2 separate regions of the Homo sapiens genome follow, and region 1 is linked to region 2. A link is a loop called in an ENCODE intact Hi-C map of the cell type or tissue named here. Cell type or tissue: GM12878. All regions are shown on one strand. Each heading gives the region's core, and the rest is flanking DNA. Links, peaks and the distances in the headings are about the cores only. Region 1 overlaps PLCB1 (phospholipase C beta 1). Region 2 overlaps PLCB1 (phospholipase C beta 1).

The links. A loop is a pair of places that touch in the nucleus more often than their neighbours do. Peaks named below come from ENCODE experiments on the same cell type or tissue, not always from the same donor. Only the 100,000 strongest peaks of a DNase experiment are listed, where the experiment ranks them.
Region 1: a loop joins it to region 2, with 5 times the contacts of the local background. A loop is called at or near these places in 5 of 110 quality-filtered maps.

The regions. Positions count from the first base shown.
Region 1 is chr20:8,389,521-8,399,706 of GRCh38, reverse strand. The region is part of intron 3 of PLCB1 (phospholipase C beta 1); the gene reads right to left. Among named protein-coding and RNA genes, the nearest start is that of PLCB1-IT1, 150 kb to the right of the region's middle. In GM12878, for the core only: no CTCF peak of the experiment used is centred there; a DNase peak (open chromatin) is centred at 5,216.
Region 2 is chr20:8,449,246-8,459,431 of GRCh38, reverse strand. The region is part of intron 3 of PLCB1 (phospholipase C beta 1); the gene reads right to left. It overlaps LOC124900459 (a long non-coding RNA gene), which reads right to left. Exons shown (of 2, transcript XR_007067518.1): 2 at 1-10,186. Among named protein-coding and RNA genes, the nearest start is that of PLCB1-IT1, 210 kb to the right of the region's middle. In GM12878, for the core only: a CTCF peak has its summit at 4,948; a DNase peak (open chromatin) is centred at 4,961.

The DNA of each region.
Region 1 (10,186 bases), core at 959-8,958, 60 kb after region 2:
CTACATAAAATATATGAAACAAACAAAAATTGTCTTAGGGAAAAATAGTTTTTTCTTGGGAGGTGGTTGTTGGAAAGCAGAGAATAGTATTGAGAGTAATATTTGATATAATGGGTTGGTAAAAAATGCCAATTTCTAATTGTTTTGTTATTCTAGAATAAGAATCCACTTTTCCCTTATAGAACTTGAATTTAAAGTATTTCAGTAAGCATTAATAGACACACTGAACAATGAAATAGTAAAAAATATTCCAGAAATAGATCCAGGTACACATGGAAGGAAACATTATATATGAAAAAGGTAAGTATTTTAACTCACCTAGACAAAAGTTGGACTTTTTGATAAGTAGTACAAAAGATAGACTTTTAAATAAGTGGTGTTGGCACAACTGGATTGCAAATAAAAAGAGATATACAATTGGACTTTTAAATAAATGTTATTGGAACACCTAGATACCAGGATAGGGCAAAAGATGGTCTGAAAAAAATAGTGTTGGGACAAAAGAACGGTAAGTTAGAAAAATAAAATTGGGTTCATACCTCATGACAAACAAACAAAAAAAACCTCCAAGATGCTCCAAGATCTAAATGGAAAATCACGAAGTCATACTAGAAAAAAAAAAAGAAGCTATAGGTGAATTTTCTTTATAAACTAGGCATGAATAAAGACTTACTAACTGTGACTCAAATGCCAAAAGCAATAAGATAAAATATTGATAAATTGACTAGATAAAAATAAAAACAAAAACTTACAAGGCAGAAACAACATCAACAACAGCAACAAAAAAACACCAAAAGCAAAATCAAAAGGGAAAAAATAAACCGGGAGAACATTTTTGCACCTCTAGGGTACGATAGAGAGCTAATTCTCCTGATATATAAAGAGCTCAAAAAAACCAAGGGGAGAAAAAAAGGACGAAATACCAGATGAAAAAAAAAAAGTGCAAATTATGCAAATGAGCATTGTGCTATTAAGTGAATGTTTGTCTCCCTTCAAAATTCATATATGGACGCTTAAACCCCAACGTGATAGGGCGTTGGAGGTAGGGACTTTGGGAAGTGATTAGGCCATGAGGGTGGAGCCCTCAAAATGGGATTAGTGTCTTTGGAAAAAGAGACTAGAGAGTCAACTCTCCCTCTCTCTGCTTTCCCCTATGTGAGGACTCAATGAGAATGCAGCCAACTGCAAACCAAGAAGTGGGCCCTCAGCAGACATGAGATTTGCTGGCACCTTGCCCTTGGACTACCCAGCCTCCAGAACTGTGGGTAATGTTTTTATTTCAGCCACCAGTCTATGGTAATTTGTTACAGAAGCCCAAAGTGACTAAGACATATTTATAATTTGTTATAGAAGTCCAAAGTGACTAAGACATATTTATGTATATTAAGACATATATTATGACATATTAAAACATATGACATATATTTATTAAGACATATATGTGTGTATAAATACATATTTATATATGTTTTAGAAATATATGTATGTATATACATGCATGGTCCTTAAACATGTGAAAGGAGGCTTAGTTTCATGCATAGGTAAGAAAAAGGTAAGTTAAAATGTATTGATCACATTTCCTGTCAAAGTGGCAAAAATAACAAGCTTAACAATACACTTTGTGGTGAGACTGTGTGAATAAAGATTCTGTAATACACTGCAAGGGGGGTAGAAAATGGTAAAATCTAAACAAAGAAAAAGTCTATGAAGATGTTAGCAAAACAAACAAATCTAGGAATTTATCCTGAAACTGAACTTTTGCATATGTAAAGGAAGGCATTTAAAAAAAAAATTGTAGCCTTATGCATAATAAAAAATAATGGAAACAACCTAAATGCTCATTCACAGAAGACTGAAAAAACTACAGAACCTCCATATAGTGGAGCAATATGCAGCTGTACAAAAGAATGAAAAAGATTCCCATGACCCATATGAAGAGGTATTGACGTTATATTAAGTAAAACAGGCAACCTATAAAAGCACATAGATAGAATGTTACATTTTGTGTAAGAAAGACTGAGGCAATTTACATATATTTTGAAAAAACTGGTGTCTCAATTCACTGGGGAAAGATGGACTTTTTATTAAATGAGATGAGAGGACTGGGTAGCTAGGTATGGGTTTGTGTGTGTGTTTCCTTATTTTTGTAAACAGAAACATGGTAAGGAAAACCAGAAGGTGGGTAGGAATAGGGTGGAAGGATATGGATGAGAGTGACTTCCCTGAGCATTCTTCTTTATATAATTTTGAATGCTGAGGCAAAGGAATATTTTATACTTTCCAAATGTAAAATTGATAAAAGCAATAGAGCATTTTAATCTCTAAAACTGAACGTAACTATAAATATATAAATCTAAGTGTATAGCAAATTAATAATATAACTCTATAGAAAATAATTTTAATAATCTTGGAGTATATATTCTTAGTGAAGCATACAATAAGGAATAAAGATAATTGCAAAGAAACGTTGGATTTTCTCTAGTGGACTTGTATTAGTAGCAACAGTATTTTTATTCTAGAATTATTTTGTGTAGACTATGACAAAGAAGTGAATACATTAATGCAGTAAGGAATCAAAATTGCCACTATACAAAAACAGATATACATGAAAGAAGAGGAAATGAGGAAGAAACCTGTGATAATGGATTGAATTAGATCTATTTGGATCTGTAATCTCACTGCTAGGATTACAATTTGAGGCATTACCAAAGAATAAAAACGCCAAATGAAGAAGAGATATCTGCTTCAGATTTACCTATAATAGCAAAAATAAAACAGAAATTGTCTACTCAAAAGTAAATAGTAAGTAGTTAATATGATTTCCAATCAATGCATTATTATTCAGCTATACAACTGATAAATATTAAAAATATTTAGAATCATGGCCATGCTTACAGTGTCATGTTAGATGAGAAAACTTTAATATGTTACGTATGCAAATATATAGATGAACACAGTTTGATCTTTGGGAAAATAAACAGACGATTGTGTATATCTGGAATTACTAAACCACGAAGGCAACTTATTTAGTTGAATTTTTTTCAAAGCAACTTTTTGTGTTAACAGTAGCATCAGATGTTGACAAAATTAAAGACTCACTTGCTGTTACTCTTCCCACCTTGTTTTTCAACTGGACTGAGCAACTTCCCATTTTTTTGAAATTGAACCTTTATTAAGGCAATAATTCAGGACTGGCCTCTAAAATAATTGGTTTTTCTCTTCTCAATCATACAACCGAATAATTTATTTAAGGCCAAGGACACATAATTCTAGTGTTGCAGTGTAGTGCTAGGATTAATAGTGCATGAAATTTTTGCCACATGCAACTAATACCAACTAATGCCATTAAAGCAATATGTTTTGGTTGGATTAAAAGAAATATTTTGAATCCCCTTGGATCCACCACAGATTGAATTTCTGTCCTTGAGTGAACGTTGCCACACCTTATTAATTGAGGTAAAGATGCCATCAACACAGTCAGATGATACTTCTGAACTTTCAGCTCCCCACTTCTGTAGTTATATGGTTTTAGATATATGATTTATTATCTAACATCTTGTTGCCAGAGAAACAAGCTCAACTTACAAAAGTAAGGCATGATTCAGCTCAATATATTACTTTTCTGTTACAACTTTGTAGTTTCTCTGTTTACAATCTAAACAGGGCATGAATATTAGTAAATTACAAGCCGAATATTTGAGGGACATGATTAAAAGAAGCTTGATGAGTTTCCAGACACTTGGAAGAGTTGTAAGCATTTACCAGGAATAATTTAGAATAACATGGTACAGTTAAGTATCAGGGGAAAATATATTTACAGAGAAGAGTATCCATCTATTATGACTTTCTATATTTTATAGTCTAGAATAACAATTTGTTTTTTTTTTAAAATGGGAAAAACAGATTTCTAGTCACACCTTCACAGTATTTCAAATGCTCTACAGTATCCTTCAAATAAATTATTTGACTTAAGAATTCTCAACTCAAACCATGAAATTTTGAGCAGCTAAGCATAAAATTAAATACTGAGTCTAGTTCGCTATTACTTACACAATTTATTCTTTAACATACTTTCTCAAAGTTTTATAAACCACCAACTCATGTGAAATATCCCACTCAATCATCTATTTTTATTTTAGATATTCTAAGAGCTATTCCTTTTCAATATTATGTATAGATAATTTATTTGAAAGCATTATTGACTTTAAAATTGTGTAAACTTAAAATTTAATTTTCCTTATTCAGCCATTCCACATTCTTTGGTATATGTGTAGGACAGAACTAATATAAGAGATCTTAAATTAATTTTATTTAGATTTTCATCTGGTATCCATAAGTAATAATATGTAGACAATGCCTTCTAAAGAATCTTTAATCTTCAAACAAAATTGCAAGCAAATTGATTAATAGAGAAGCATGTTTCAGAGACCCATAAAATAAAATAAATGTCTCATTAACTACTGCTTTCGACAGTAGAGATTTATCTATGGCAAAAATAATAAAGTCAATAGGTGTTCAATTTCCCATATTGTTTGTATGTACCTCAACCAAGGAAACTTCTTTTTAAACTCTTACTAAATTTATTTATACTAAGGTACTATAAGAATCAAGGAAAATGTAATTCATGCACAGATACAAAATGACTAATTTCAACTAAAGAGAGTCAAATTTAATTTTTAATTAACATTCATAGAAAGAAAAATTGTGTTTGCTAAACAATTTTAACCAGGTATTACAAATCTTGAAATAGTCTAGGAAGAAACGATTTAATTTAAAAGTTTAACATGACCTTACTATTTTTGAAATATGAGTGATGCTCAAAGCTTTTGAAAAATATTGTTAAAGATACCATTAAAAGTGAAAACTTTGCCAGATAGAAGCCTATATACTATAGATGGCAAATGCAAATACCTAAAGAAAAACATTGAGAATATGGATGATGCAACCAAGAGTTTAACTTGTCAAATAATGGCACAGCTTCAAGCCTATTAAACATATGCACTAATGGCCTATAGTTTTAAGGATAACAGTAACTACAACTTACAGATCCCCTATTATGAAATATATGTTATGGCCTTTAGTCCTCACAATAACCCTGAGAAATAGTACTATTAACTTCATTTTATGGATGAAGAAAGCAAGACATGAAGTTAAGCAACTTGATTGTGACCACATGAGTAATACTGGTGGAGCCTCTTAACCACTGCTGTTCCCCAGTGTGAGGATACAGAAGCAAAGCCTCACTTTCAGGGCATAAAAGTCAACTCCCATGAACCAGAGAATCATCAGACTTCTTTCTTTCTGCACACACACACCAGGAACCGAAAAGAAACTATGACTATTAAAAGTTATTGCTCCCTAAGTAAGTTCTACCACTTTTAATCTAACCTCAATTCAAGGTTTACCTTGACTTAAAATCCTTCCACAAAGGCCAAGTAGTACCAATTTTATATAAGTCATAAGATGTGAAACCATAGAAAAATAGGCTCTAGAAATAGTTAAGAGTGGACAGAGAATCTCACTCTAGTGGTACACTAGGCATTAGGCTTGTCTAAATGCCAGCATAGATTCCAGGTGCTATGGGAATAAATGAAATTCTTGTGTTTTGAGTAATATGTGGGCAATGCTGATGGTTTTCTGTCATAAGGTCTCAAATTAAAAAAATTAATTAGGTGGGAAGAATGCAAATAGTAAACTTTAAAATTCAAAACATCATAATATAATACAAGACAAAATTCAACATTATATTAATATTATCAAGATATATGAAAAAGGCCTTTCTGGTTTAGATCACCTAAGAACCTGTTCTCTAAACATCTTTAATAGGATCTGCACTACTGTGAAGACAAGCATCACTCATAAACTGGTGTTCTAGTTTATTAAGTGTGGTTAACTTCATAATAAATGGCTTTTAGAACATTTATATTAATCCTATGAGATGCTTGTGACCAAGAGACCCATAGTTAAAGAAAAAAGAAAGAAGTGACACTAACCCATGTCCAACACATCAAAAGCTGTGAGAAATCCTGCAATAAAGGAACCCTTAGCATTTCCCAAACTTATTTGACCAGTCACCCAGGCCGGAGTGCAGTGGTGCAATCACAGTTCACTGCAGCCTTGAACTCTGGACTCAAGAAATCCTCCCGCCTCAGCCTATACTGAGTAGCTGGGAGTATAGGCAGGCATGCACCACTGCATCCACCTATATTTTTTTTAAGAGATAGGGCTTTGGGTCTCAAACTCCTGGCCTCAAGCAATCCTCCTGCTTCGGCCTTCCAAAGTGCTGGTATTACAGATGTGAGCCACCACACCTAGATGACATTTTTATAGCATCTATTAGTATTCCAAGGAACTCACTTGGAGAAACAGTGAGTTTTGGTTTTGATAAAGTATTCTATATACCTGAGGAAAAAAAAATACAATAACTGTTCACAGAGCTATGCCCATTCATGGCAGGCAGTGATGAGCAAATTCTTCTCTCAAGCCCTCTGTTCTTACCTGAAATCAGTAATTCTTGGGTATAAATATAAAAATCAAGCAGCATTTGAGTACAGAAGTACCAGGTGGCATAGAGAAAATGTATTAGGTGTGTGAGGAGAATTTTCTGATCTTTTAATCTCAGTGGTCTTGTCTCACCTTTAAACACCAACAAACATACTGTCTAATTAGTTAGGTTATTCCATCTTCTTGAAATCTCTATGGACATTAATTTCAGGAGTTCCGGAAAACTTTATTTCATCATTAACAAATATCTGTTAAGTGGCAAATATGTTACTATCTTAATTGCCACTTTTCACATAAGATAAATGCCATAGATAGGAATTCTTTCATCTACGAAAATACCTACTATGGGTCATGTATCACATCCAAAGGCAGTGATATAGGATTTCACTTTTTTATGGTACATTGAAGGAATTTAAGAATTTTCAGCCATTTCCCATTCAAAGAAGACAAAACACAAATTTCTCAGAATAAACTGGTATACATTCCTAAGTTCCTTCCACTCTACCCAACTTACTCACAAATTGATATTACTATATCACACATTATGGCTGGCAAATCCATTTGAGAGATGTATATCATTTAGTTCTCCCAATAGCTCCATGATGGATACAAATATTACCTTTAGTCCCCAGGGATCATCCTGCTTGTCTCTTTCATTTTTTATGAGGAAGGTGAGATTCCTAAAAGATGGTATGACTCTACCCAGGTTATTCCATCAGCTGCAGTACCCAAATTAAAAACTAGTATCTTAGTCTATGTGTGCTACTATAACAAACAGACCGGCCAATTTATAAGCAAAGATCTGTCAGGTGGGAAATATTTACAGAAATTTATTTTCCACAGATGTGAAGGCTGGGAGGCTCAAAATCAAGGCGTAGACAGGTTCCGTGTCTGGTGAGGGATGCTCTCTGTTTCAAGGTGGCATTTCGAATGCTGTGTCCTCAGATGGGCCAAGGAGGAAGGGCAAAAAAGACTGAACCTTGAGTGAAATCTCTTTTATAAGGACCTTAATCACATTCATGAGGGAGGAGTTCTCATTGCCTAATCACCTTCAAAAGGCCACAACTTTAAATACTATTGCATCGGCGATTAAGTTTCAACATGAATATTGGAGGGGACGCAAACTTTCAAACTATAGGAACTCGCTGCTCATAAACTGGACAGTGCCCAGTTTATTATGAGTCCTAAAGCTGAAAAGGAATTGTAATGATATACTCCATATTTTCAGAGAATATTCCCATTTCAAAATGTTTCTTTCGTTAAATTACATCCCAGTATTTTCCCCTGCTGGAACATGTATCAAATTACATGCCACATTAGTTTATGACCTAATCTCCAAAATTGAGGAAGTTCAAGTAATATATATATATGTGTGTGTATATATATATATATATATATATATATATATATATATATACACACACATATATATATATATACTTCATTATTTACCAGTCTCACAGAACATTAAGAAGAATACACTGAAAAGTGAACTTAAGGCCCATAGGGAAGTAAGTAGTATCAAACATTATGATTTATGTCTTGTTACCAGTTAAAATCCAACTAGCAAGACAAATCAATACAGCAAGTATTATCATTCACAGGGAAACCAATAAACCTTCCTGGGTTCTCTCAGCTAATAAGTGCACTGGAGTTTGAATCTGGGTCTCTCTGACCCCTAACCTTGTTATTCCATTTCAAAACAGTGCTTTGGATTTTGCTTCAATGACTTCATAGTGCAGAAAAAGATACCCGCATGTTCTTAACTGAAAGTAAATTGCTCTAAAATTATTTTGATGGTTGGAAAATCTATTTAACTGTTGGCAAATCTAGACAGTTTTCTAAATAAGAACTGTAAGTCTTAGTACAACAATATTGCTGTGATAGTTCTCTGGGGGTAGGTGTTTGGCTGCAAAGAGAAATATGCCTCAAGTTCATTTTTCTATAGCTAATACATAGAAGTTAGATTTTAATCAGTAGGTTTAAATGCCACAGCTACAAAAGTATAAATCTCTTATACATAGATTATAGTGACAATCTATATATATAAATATAGATTATAGTGACAATCTATATTAGTGCATGGAATTCTATGGTAAATAGGTAAATTATGCCTATTTAACTTGCTTTTTCCCACTACATCACATACATGTAAGTTATATATTTTATTTACTTAATAATGATGGCAAAATGCATTTAGACAAACAATGGATGTGACAATTGTGTTAGGTGCCTTACGTGCATTTTGTCATTTAGTCCTTACCGCAACTAGATGATATAAACATGGCGATTATTCCTGTAATTCAGATGAAGAAACTAAGTCTCAGAGACATGATATAACTTGCAGGATTATACAGCTTGTTATTGGTGTTGTGGCTTGGCTTTCTGACCCAAGAGCTTGTGACCTTAATAACTATACTCTTATAGGCACTTGCAATACACAAAGACACATACTGGGTGCCCTGGGGCATGCAGAAATTAGTGCTGATAATGCCAAATCAACATATTCTGTACTAAAGCCACTCTGCAAAAGCAATTGTGTATTTCTGAAATGATTCTGACTATGCAGTTTTATCCACATTGACCATTGTATTGATTATAAAGAAAAAAATCTACTTTTCTATATTAAACCAACAGCAAAATAATCATACACTGCTACTCCTTATAAAGAAGCAAATCCTAAGCTAGGCTTTGTAATGTAATGAGGGAACACTGTTAAGGGCTGACTTGTGTCCCCTCAACATTTATATGTTGAAGTATTAACCCCCAGTAATTTAGAAGGTAATAGTATTTAGCAATAGTGCTTTAAAGAGGTAATTAAGTTAAATGCATTCATGAGGGTGGGCCCTAATGCAATACAACTTGTTCCTTATTAGAAGAGGAAATTAGGAATAGAAACAGAGGGAGGACCACGTGAAGATGCGGGGAAGGCAGCCATCTGTAAGCCGAGGAGAAAGGCCTCCAAAGAAAATAACCCTGCTGGCACTTTTGTCTCAGACTTCCCGCTCCCAGAATTGTGAGAGAATAAACTTCTGTTGTTTAAGCTTTAAGCCACTTAGCCTGTGGTACTTTGCTGTGGTAACCAGAGAAGACTGATACAAGTACCGTGGTGTACTTCTCTACATTAAGTATAGTGGTCAAGTTTAAGGAAAACTTGACTGAAAAGTGGTCCTTTTGACAAGCATATTTTGTAGGAAAATTCTCAATGCTTTTCTGTGTAAAATCTCTATTTTCAAAAGAGAAATCATCCATTTAAGCTGGTACTCTTTTTACTTAGACGAATGGTTTTGAAACTTGGTTGAACACTGGAATCTCTTGGGAACTTTAAAGAAAATATCAGTGTTGGAGCCCCACAGCAGACATTTCAATTTAATTGATTGGGGTGTGGCCTGCACATCAGGATTTTAAAAGCTCCCCAAGTGCTTCTCATATCTCTATATTAGAACCCATGATTGAAAACCCTGGCTTAGAGAGCAGTTCACTATGTAGAATTAATTTAAGAATTTAATATCGGATATGTCCACAAGATGGCGCATTATTGCGTTTAAAAGAATTAAAATTGAGAAATGTTTCCCAAATGCAACTATGTACCATTGCATGTAGAACAAATTGGATTTACGTTGAAATTACACCAGACAGGGGCAATGATAAAAATGAGTCACAATCTTCTGAAAAGACCTGG
Region 2 (10,186 bases), core at 881-8,880:
TACATGGCAGACTAGGGGTTCAAGCATCTGGTTATAAAAGATCTAAATGTAAAGTAATTAAGCATTCAACTTCAATAATTTATTATTTAAGGACTCGCCAGGATCTATATTAATCCATGTCCAAAGAACAGGATTGAAAAAACATGCTTTCCATGCAGATGCACATTCAGACTCAATACAATTACTATGCAAATGTCTAACGACAAAATTAACTTGCTTAGCCAAAACTTTTCCTCGGAGATGAGTAGACAGATTTCTGTAAATTTAGCTGCGTAAGTGTTTCTCGGTTCATGTTATAACCTATTGTTTTTCTACAAAAATGGATATGAATAAGTACCACCATCACTTTCTCCCCCACAAACCAATCAGATTCCTCAGAAACTTTGCTAAAACCCAGCTTTTAAATTGTCTAATGGCATCAGTATCACCCTGCACCTCTATGTAAAAGTCTGACAAGCAATTCACATTTTATTCTTCATGGCTTTTAATTCTATTGAAATAGGATTTGAACATTTCAAAGTGTAGACACCATGTTATTAGAGTATTTTATGGAGTGTCAAGCTCTGTACAAACATTATTTCATTCATCTGCATGATTTCCTTTCTGGAGTGGGTGGTGTGTTATTATTACTCTTGTTAAGTGGGATAAATTAGCTTGGAAGGTCAGCTTCTTTACTTTAAAGGAAGAACTTACTTAAGAGTCCAGAATGACAACCTCAAATGTCTTTCATCCCAGACAGGTAATGTAAATAAGGTAAGCAGGCCAAATTGAATATGCGATAAAAATGGATTTTGAAAAATTGGGAAATATATGCCCCCAAGTCTCTGTTTCATCTAAGGACGTTGATGTAGCATAGTGGTTAAGAGTGAAGGCCTGGGCAATTTCTTGTTGCAAAGAAGTATGCTTTCTCTTGAAATCAGCACATTTAGGCCTATGGGGAAGCTTCCTTTTTCTACCCATTAAGAAAGGGAAACATAATTTGTTGAAAGATAAAGAACCTAGGACATTAGAATTTTATGATTAAGATGGATGAGGAGGGAATGATCACTTACTGAGATGAAATATTCATGTACTCATTCAAAAAATATTGATTGATCATGAGAGATGAAATATACAAACGGACAATGGCCAGACAATATATGACAACAGAATTCTGAGCACCACCTCTGCAGCAACCAGCTGGAAGCCAAACCACAACCTCTACAGCAACTGGCCCCAACAGTCACGATACAGTCAATGACTGCCAGCTTCCCTATTCTTGGCTCCCTCCTTTCAACTCAGAATCAACCGGAGGAAGCAAGATCTGCTTCCCAAACCAACCACATCAGATGTTCACATCTAGTTAGCTCAACTCCAGCTTCCTCATGCCACAGCGTACCTGGAACCTGCTCTTTGTTTCACTCTAAAGGTTTCCTATCTTTCTGTGTTCCTTTAAGTCTGTGCCAAATGCAACTGATAGTGGTTGATTCTCTTGCAAACTCTAAATAAATCACCTCTGTTCTTGTTCATGTGATCTTCATTTATTTTCACAAGCATATTTAAAAATAACTTTATAAAGTGATCTGGTAAGAGCACAGAGAGGGAAATTCCACAGAGGGTAAAGGCAATGAGACTTGTGCAGGAGACAGCATGCCAGGAGTAGTAAAGGTGGCTGAGGGTGCCTGGAAGGCAAGATGGTGTGTACGTGTGTGTGTGTGTGTGTGTGTGTGTGTGTGTGCGCGCACACATTAGGGGTATAAGTAGGAGATGACTTTGAATAAAGAGACCAGGAATATCATGCAGTTCATTACTTGACAAACTTGGAATTCTCTATCCTAGTAATGGGCAATAATAAAAATAATTAAATAGACGACTGATTAAAATAAGATTTTAATAGGATTGAACTTGGATTTTCTGAAGTGTTACTCTAGCAGTGTGATGGAAGCTGGATGGAAGGTGGGCAATTTAGGAAATCGTTGCTGCAGGCCTAAACATTGGCAGTGGGGAGAGAAGTGAGGACAAAATAAGGAGATGAGAAAGATGTTAAGGACACACAACTGGCATTACGCTGGGTGAAGACAAGCAATGAACTGAGAGTCACTCTGGGTTTGTGGGTGGCATTGTTCATGGAATAACAATAATGAATGATGACTGGTAAGTGGTGGAGGTGGGACAGGAGGCCAAGATGACCCCTGCAAAGCTCATGTTACTCCCATTTGTATGCACCATGTCCCAGGTAGAGAGGGGACAGTGCTTCACACTTGAACTTGCTTCCAGCTGAGTCTCTTACACTTACAAAAAATAGGTGGCCTCATTAGGTAGCCCTTTTGCAGGTGGCATATAAAAATATGTTATCATATAAAAGTGCAGTTGGTTAAAAAATATAACTACCTCTAGAGAAGTCCATGTAAGATGATTTTGGTTAAAATGTGACTGACATGAAGAAATTTGCAGTAGACTCTTTATGTCCCAATCCAAAATTCATATGTTGAAATCCTAACCCCCAAGGTGATGATGTTCAGACATGGAGCCTTGGGGAAGTCATGAGGTCCTGAGGGTGATGCCCTCCCTCCTGAATGGCATTAGTGCCCTTATAAAAGAGGTCCCAGGGAGCTCTCTGGCCACTTCTCCCATGTGAGTTACAGTGAGAAGAAGGCTATCTGTGAGGTAGTGGGCTCTCACCAGACACCAAATCTGCCAGCACCTTGATCTTGGACTTCTCAGCCTCTAGAACTATGAGAAATTAATTTCTGATGTTAAAAATCTACCCAGTTTATGGTGTTTTGTTAAATCAGCCCAGGCTAAAGTGAAGGTAAAATGATTTTTGTTTCCTTTTTTATATGTGCTAAATCTATATTCTGTACATCTTAATTTTATATTGAAATTTATTTATTTTTCTCATAAAACTTGTGTTTATTAAAAGCAGGAAATACACCCTTTAAAAGACCAACCTATTTCTTTACTGCTACTCTGCAATGTGTAAAGACAAAAAAGAAAAAAAATTCCCAAAAACCAGTGCTACTAAACAAACTAACAATTATTTCACTTCTCAATGAAAAATAAAATACTCACCCCAAACTTTTCACTCGCAATTCACAGCAAAGATCGGAATTTACTTAACACTGCTGGGTACAAGCACATTCACCATTTTTTGCTCATGCCTATATCATCTCTCCTGTAACAAGCTTTTGGAGGGCAGGTCATTCTTCAAGACACTATGTAAGGACAAATACTAAAGAATTTTTCTTAGTCGTTGTATGCTAAAATAGTAGTGTGGTGAGACCTACAGCAAAATCTTATTATTTAAAAAATAATCACTGTGATAGCATGCTAAGTTATATGAGATCATTCATAATATGTTCCCCTTGGCTAATTTGAAACCAAATCTTTGATTTTCTCTGTATCAAGCATCCAAGCAAGATCAGTCATTGATTAAACCAGAACACGTATTCCTATAATTTACTGCATGGTTTTGATTATGATGCGAAAGCTTTGATTTTGCTGTACACATCATTTTGATTACTGCCCCTGCCTGATTACCGTCCTTGAACACAGATGGGAATTAATACTCAGCACAAAGATAGGAGCCTATGGAGGATATAGGAAATCTGCGTAAGCATCCATTTGTGTGACGCTGGGGAGTGAGTGGCTACAAAAGGATAAAGTTGGTCATGGCCACATCCTCCTCACATTCTCCCAACCATGTGCTCACACAGCCACAGAACTAAAAAAGACTACTCTCAGATAATCCCAACCAAAGTCTACTAAGAGGTGGGTGCAGCACACTTAGAAGAGGAAGAATACTTAACATGGTGAAACCCTGTCTCTACTAAAAATACAAAAAATTAGCCGGGCGTGGTGGCGGGTGCCGGTAGTCCCAGCTACTCGGGAGGCTGAGGCAGGAGAATGGCGTGAACCCAGGAGGCGGAGCTTGCAGTGAGCCGAGATTGCAAGACTGCACTCTAGCCTGGGTGACAGAGCGAGACTCCGTCTCCAAAAAAAAAAAAAAAAAAAAAAAAAGAGGAAGAATACTTGTAATAATAATTGTTATATATATCTCATTTAATGGTATAGCAATTACCTTCCAGATACTTCCAATTGACCAGTATTTTTTTTTTTTTTTTGTGATGGAGTTTCTCCCCTGTTGCCCAGGCTGGAGTGCAATGGCACAATCTCGGCTCATCGCAACCTCCACCTCCCAGGTTCAAGCCATTCTCATCCCTCAGCCTCCCAAGTAGCTGGGATTACAGGTGTGTGCCACCACGCCCAGCTAATTTTGTATTTTTAGTAGAGACGGTGTTCCTCCATGTTGGTCAGGCTTGTCTTGAACTCCTGACCTTGATCTGCCCACCTCGGCTTCCCAAAGTGCTAGGATTACAGATGTGAGCCACCATGCCCGGCCAACTAGTACTCATTTTAACAAAGTTCTTGATTCCTCTTCCCCAGGTTTCACCCATTCATTCATTCATTCATCCATCCTTATATTCAAGAAATATGGATCACCTGTTGTATACCAGACCACGTTCAAGACATGTGAACTAAAAAGCAGTGAACAAAACAGATAAAAATGCATGAAATATACATTTTAGAAGAAAATAAAATTGGTAAGTAAAATATATAATATGTTAGATGGGGATAAATACTATAGAGAAAAGAAAGGCATGACAGGGAAACAGAGAAACAATGCAATTTTTAAAAGGCTGCCCAGGGAAGGTCTGAATCAGAAGGTGACATTTAGGAAAGACATGCAAGACGGGAGAGAGTGAGCCACACTGGTGTCTGCAGAATAGCATTACAGACGTAAGAGTGGCAGTCTCCACAAAAACACCATCACTCACTCGGATGCTCAGCCCAATAACCAGTGAGTCATCCTGACTCGTTTCTTTCCATTCGTCATCCAATCCATTACCAAATTCAGTCAGCTTCATCTCCAAAATGTATCCCAACCACTTCTCACCAACTCCACTAGGGGCTCCTGTTGTCTACCTAACTGCTCTCAAGACCATGGTCTCTGGCCCAGAGTCAATTCCCCACATAGCAGCCAGTTTGATCTTTTAAAAACACATGTCATTTTACTCCTTGAAGCACATGCTTCAAAGACAGCCATCTCCCTTGGCATCAAGTCCTGACTCCTCATCATGGCAAAGGTGTCCTGGATCCTGGCTACTTCTCCAAGGCATTTCCCAGCACTGCCTCCCATCACTGACTCTGCTGCAGTCACATGCCTGGGACATTTCAGCCTCAGAGCCTGTATTATTAGTGAGCTCGGGCTGCCATAACAAAACACCACAGACTGGATGGCTTAAACAACAGGAATTTATTTCCTCACAATTCTGGAGGTGAGAAGACCAAGACCAAGGTGCCTTCAGGGGTGGTTACTGGTGAGGCCTCCCTTCCTGACGTGTAGACGGCCACCTTCCCCTGTCTCCTCACATGGCCTTTCCTCTGTGTGTGCACAGAGTGAGTGAGCTCTGATGTCTTCCTCTTCTTAAAAGGACATCAGTCCATGGGATCAGAGCCCACCCTTATGACCTCATTTAACCTTAATTACTTCTTTAGAGGCCTTATTTTCAAATACAGTTACACTGTGGGTGAGGGCTTCAGCACATGCCTTTTAGAGGGATACAACTTAGTCCATAACAGAGGTTTTGTATATGCTCTTCCATCTGCCTGAAATACTCTTCTTCCAGATTTCTACATGGTTTATCCCTTTATTTCATGCAGGTAAGATGCTTTCCTTGAACACCCTCTGCAATATCACTACTCTCACTCTGTTCCTCTCTCTCTCTCCCCTTACCCTTTGCTATTCTTCCAGCCACCAAACTCTTTCTGATATTATATTATGTAGTTAATTGTTTATTTACAGTCTGAATTCAAGGAGGCAAGGACTTGTTTCTCTTTTACATCCCCAGGCCCTAGAATAGTAGCCCACATATAGCAAGTGTTCAGTCCACATTCATTGAATGAAAATTCTCACAATAATTCTACCAAGTAGGTACTATTAGCCCCATCATAGGAAACTGAGAATATCGAGGACCATAGAAGTTAAATAACTTGACTTGGCTTACTCAGTCAGACTCAGGATTTAAATCCAAGTCTATTTACCTCCAAAGTGAATACATGGTCCATCTGTTATCATCTCTATCCTTCACAACAGTTCTGTGAGGTGGCTGCAGGAGATACTGTTATTGCTCACCTTCCACTGGAACCCATGGGACACTTTGGTGATATGAGGAGGAGAACTCTGAGACTCATGGCCGGGGGCCTCTTGCCTAAGTAGTGCAGTGAAAGAGTAGTTTTTGGAATGAGCATGTTAGGAAGGATGCGATGCCAGAAACAAAGTTACAATTCCAAAGTTGAGTTATCACATTCACAAAGAAGTAGATAAGGAGAAGAAACCATGATGCAAAGTCAGGCAGGGTTCAAAGAGAACTGATTTGTACCTACGTTTAAAATAAATAGAGGAGAAATTCTCATAGCTGGAATTCTGGCATCCATGTCAGCTGGTGTACTCAGGGACATTCAACCAGGCAAGCAAACATGGTGTTGTTGATGATGAATCATTATAATGCCAACGTACTTTCCATCTTGCACACTCTACTCACAATCCCTCCCAAAGTCCTACAGTTGTTTACTCACAGTGTTCCTACCAGAATATCTTTCCTCCAATGTATTCATCTGGTTAAATCCTATTCATCCTTCAAAATCCCAAATCAAATATCATTTCTTCTCTTTGGCTTTTTCTGTACTCATCTCTTTGGACAGAATCAAATGCTTCTTTTGCAGGGATCACTGAGCGCTATTAATAGAACCTTTCTGTACAACCTGGCTCTATTCTAGCACACAAATCATTATTTGTTTTAGCTCACTCTCTCTTCAGTGATGTTCTTCAAAAACAGCACCTACATGTTATTCATCTTTCATCTCCAGCACAAAAGCATATGCCTAGCACTTTGGAGAAAAACAATAAATGTTTGAAAATTGAACTACAATTTTCATAGGAAGACCTTGATGACAATTAACTAATGGCAGAGCTAAGTTTTCTCCTCAAAATCTCAGTGCTTTTCCAGTAGACCATGTTGCATCTACTTGAATCATTTCACCATATATTCTCACATGGCTAAAAAATTCCTGGGAGTGTCCTGATCACCTTTCTTTTGAACTTTTGGTTTTAGCAAAAAGGTAAGAGGCTGAATAAAAATTAAAATTGAAAAAAAGTTAAAAGGAATAATCTCTTCCTATGAGAAAATGCTTATTTCTTAGCAGAGGCATTGGAACAGAGAATTAAAAATGAAAATGGAATGATGCCTTGCAAATTGAAGCTCATCTGAGATACAGTTGTTTCATAAATATTAGAAATTTTTAAAAACATTCAGAATCAACATTGTTTCAAATTTTCCTCACAAATCTCTCAGCTATTTTCATTTTAAAAATAGGAAAGAATTCCCTAACTGGGTTACAGACAACTGTGCAATGAATGTCAAAACTAAAATAATTTCCTCAAAGATCTATACTACAGGTTTTTTTTAGATGAGTGAAATAAAGAAGGAAAGCAAGAAATAAGGAGGAAAAAAGGAAGAGAGGGAAGAAAGAAGAAGAGGGAGATGGAAGAAAGAAGAAGAGGGAGATGGAAGAAAGAAGGGAGGAAGGAATGAACAAAGGAAGAAAAGAATGAAGGAAAATAGAGGCAAATGAAAAGAGAAAGAGAGTCCTAGGAGGGGAGGAAAAAGGAGGAAACGAAGGGATGAAGGAAGGAAACAGCTCATAAGAGGTTTAAAATACTTACCTGAAGAAGGCAATCTGGGCCGGGTGCAGTGGCTCACACCCGTAATCCCAGCACTTTGGGAGGCCGAGGTGGGTGGGTCACTTGAGGTCAAGAGTTTGAGACCAGCCTGTCCAACATGGTGAAACCCCATACCTACTAAAAATACAAAAAAATTAGCTGGGTGTGGTGACGCCCACCTGTGGTCCCAGCTACTCAGTAGGCGGAGGCATGAGAATCGCTTGAACCCAGGAGGCAGAGGTTGCAGTGAGCCAAGATCGTGCCACTGCACTTCAGCCTGGGTGACAGAGTGAGACTCTGTCTCAAAAAATAAAAAATAAAGAAGGCAATCTGAAAAGGATTCACAGGATGAGTCAAAAATAAATCTATTTACCATTTTTATCCAAATGCAAATTGTTATTTTTTCCTTTGAACTAACTCTTTTGTGTTTCTTATTGCAAGGACAGAGTAAATTTTTAATGGGAAAATAACTTTGTGACATGGACATATATAGGCATAGCTGAATATGGAAGTGATGAATCAATACCGTGTGGCTGAAAAATGAAAAATGTCTTATAATCCATGAAAAACAAATGTACAATCTATATATTATTGTAAAGATTTAGCATTCACCCCACTACTGTTATAGTTCTTGAACATGGACAGCAGTTAGAATCTTGCCTTATTTTGCCAATTTGTGCATATTTTTCACTGGTACTGCATACAAATTTGCCAAATGTTTTCATCAGGTACAAGCCTACTTTTTACAACTTAACAGTAAATTGAAGAAATCCAGTGTGGAGAATTGTACTATTTGGTGTGTTTTCTAACTCTACAGTACTTTCACAAAAATTTTGTTAACTGTCCAGGGTAACATTAGCTTCTAGGAACCAGTTCTTCTTAGCCTAATCTTACTGAGTTTGTCATATGTAATAAATGGAGGATGGTAGAACCACCCAAATAAAATCTACAAAGTATACAATCACCGATAGATGCCTCGCTAAGTACAGAGTCCTTAAGAAGAGATCATGCTTTCATTACAAGGTTATAGAAAAATATATTACTTACTCCAGTACTCTGCTTGAAGCACTGATCAAAGCTACCTGGATGTTTGAGGAGCAGAGATTGAAAAAAATCAGAGACAAGAAGAAAACAGCAGTACAATGGTAGAAATCTCACGTGAGAATTGTGGGTAAATCCACATTCCAGCACTGCCCTGTTCTTATAAACAAAATGTTACCTAAGAATGATCCAACTGATGGATGTCTCTACCTATTCACTAATTTCAGAGACTGACAAAAAAAAAAATGAAAGAAAAATTTATGTGATGGCTTTGTTCATTCAATAAAACTTTCCCTATATCAATGTAGTTGTTATACTCCATTCAAATTAAATATCAGGTATTGAAATAGATGAAAAGAGACTTCGTGTGAAATTTTTCAAGAGAAATGAGAATTTAATCATTTCACCTGCAGTCTGAGACTTATCTAAGACCACAAAGGAAATTAATAGCAGAGCACTTCCAGGAGTAGGATGGGAGGAAGCCTAGGAAAAATGATCTTGAAATAGTCATGCTAAATCATTAGGCTTTCTGAAGACTTCAACGGGGTCATGCTAATGTGTGGTAGAGATTTCTCTTATTTTATTGAATAATTGAATTCCAAAGAACAAATTTCAATATACTACCATTAGCTTCTATTATATAGTTAGAGATTTAATGTCACAGAAATATTCCCAAATACGCCTAGGTTTTATGACCATCAACCCCATGGTATGATGGACATTATAGTCCATTAGTAAGATTATGCCTGTAACTACATAGCAGTAACGTGTGTGTTCTTTAAAAAATCTTACTTTGACTCCTCCCCAAAACAGCACTTTGGTCAAGGACTTGAGGGCAGGAAGTTTATTTGGGAGCTGATCCTAGGATGCAGAAATGAGGAGCATAGACAATGAGATAGGGAAGGAAGATGTATTAGAAGAACGCAGGAATGAGTTTCTTACCACTGTGTATTGAGTGGGGGGCTCACCCCTGTTAGGGACACTCTAAGAAACGATTGTAGTATGTGCCCCGGAAGTGTTCTCCTTCGGGACAATGAGGGTCGGAGTTTACCCGGAAACCATCCCCATCATTCCACTGGTTGAGGGCTGTCCTTAGGTAGAGTATATTATTCTCTCTTAATTCTGAGTTGCACCTGCCTGCTGAACGGTCTTTCAGATTCTCTTCCCTCTCCTTCTTTCCCACATGCACTTGAAGGAAGCGGGACACTAGCGATAGGCAATTAACTGTCTACAGCACTTGTGCTGAAATCCAGAGTGCCAAAGAAATGTGGTGTGATGAATCACCAGCGTCTGCTACAGAGAAGCAGGATGCTATGGTAGCCAAGAGTGTTTAGTGTCAGCTTCACGACACTGCTTCAGAATATCTACAATCCTCAGTTACCT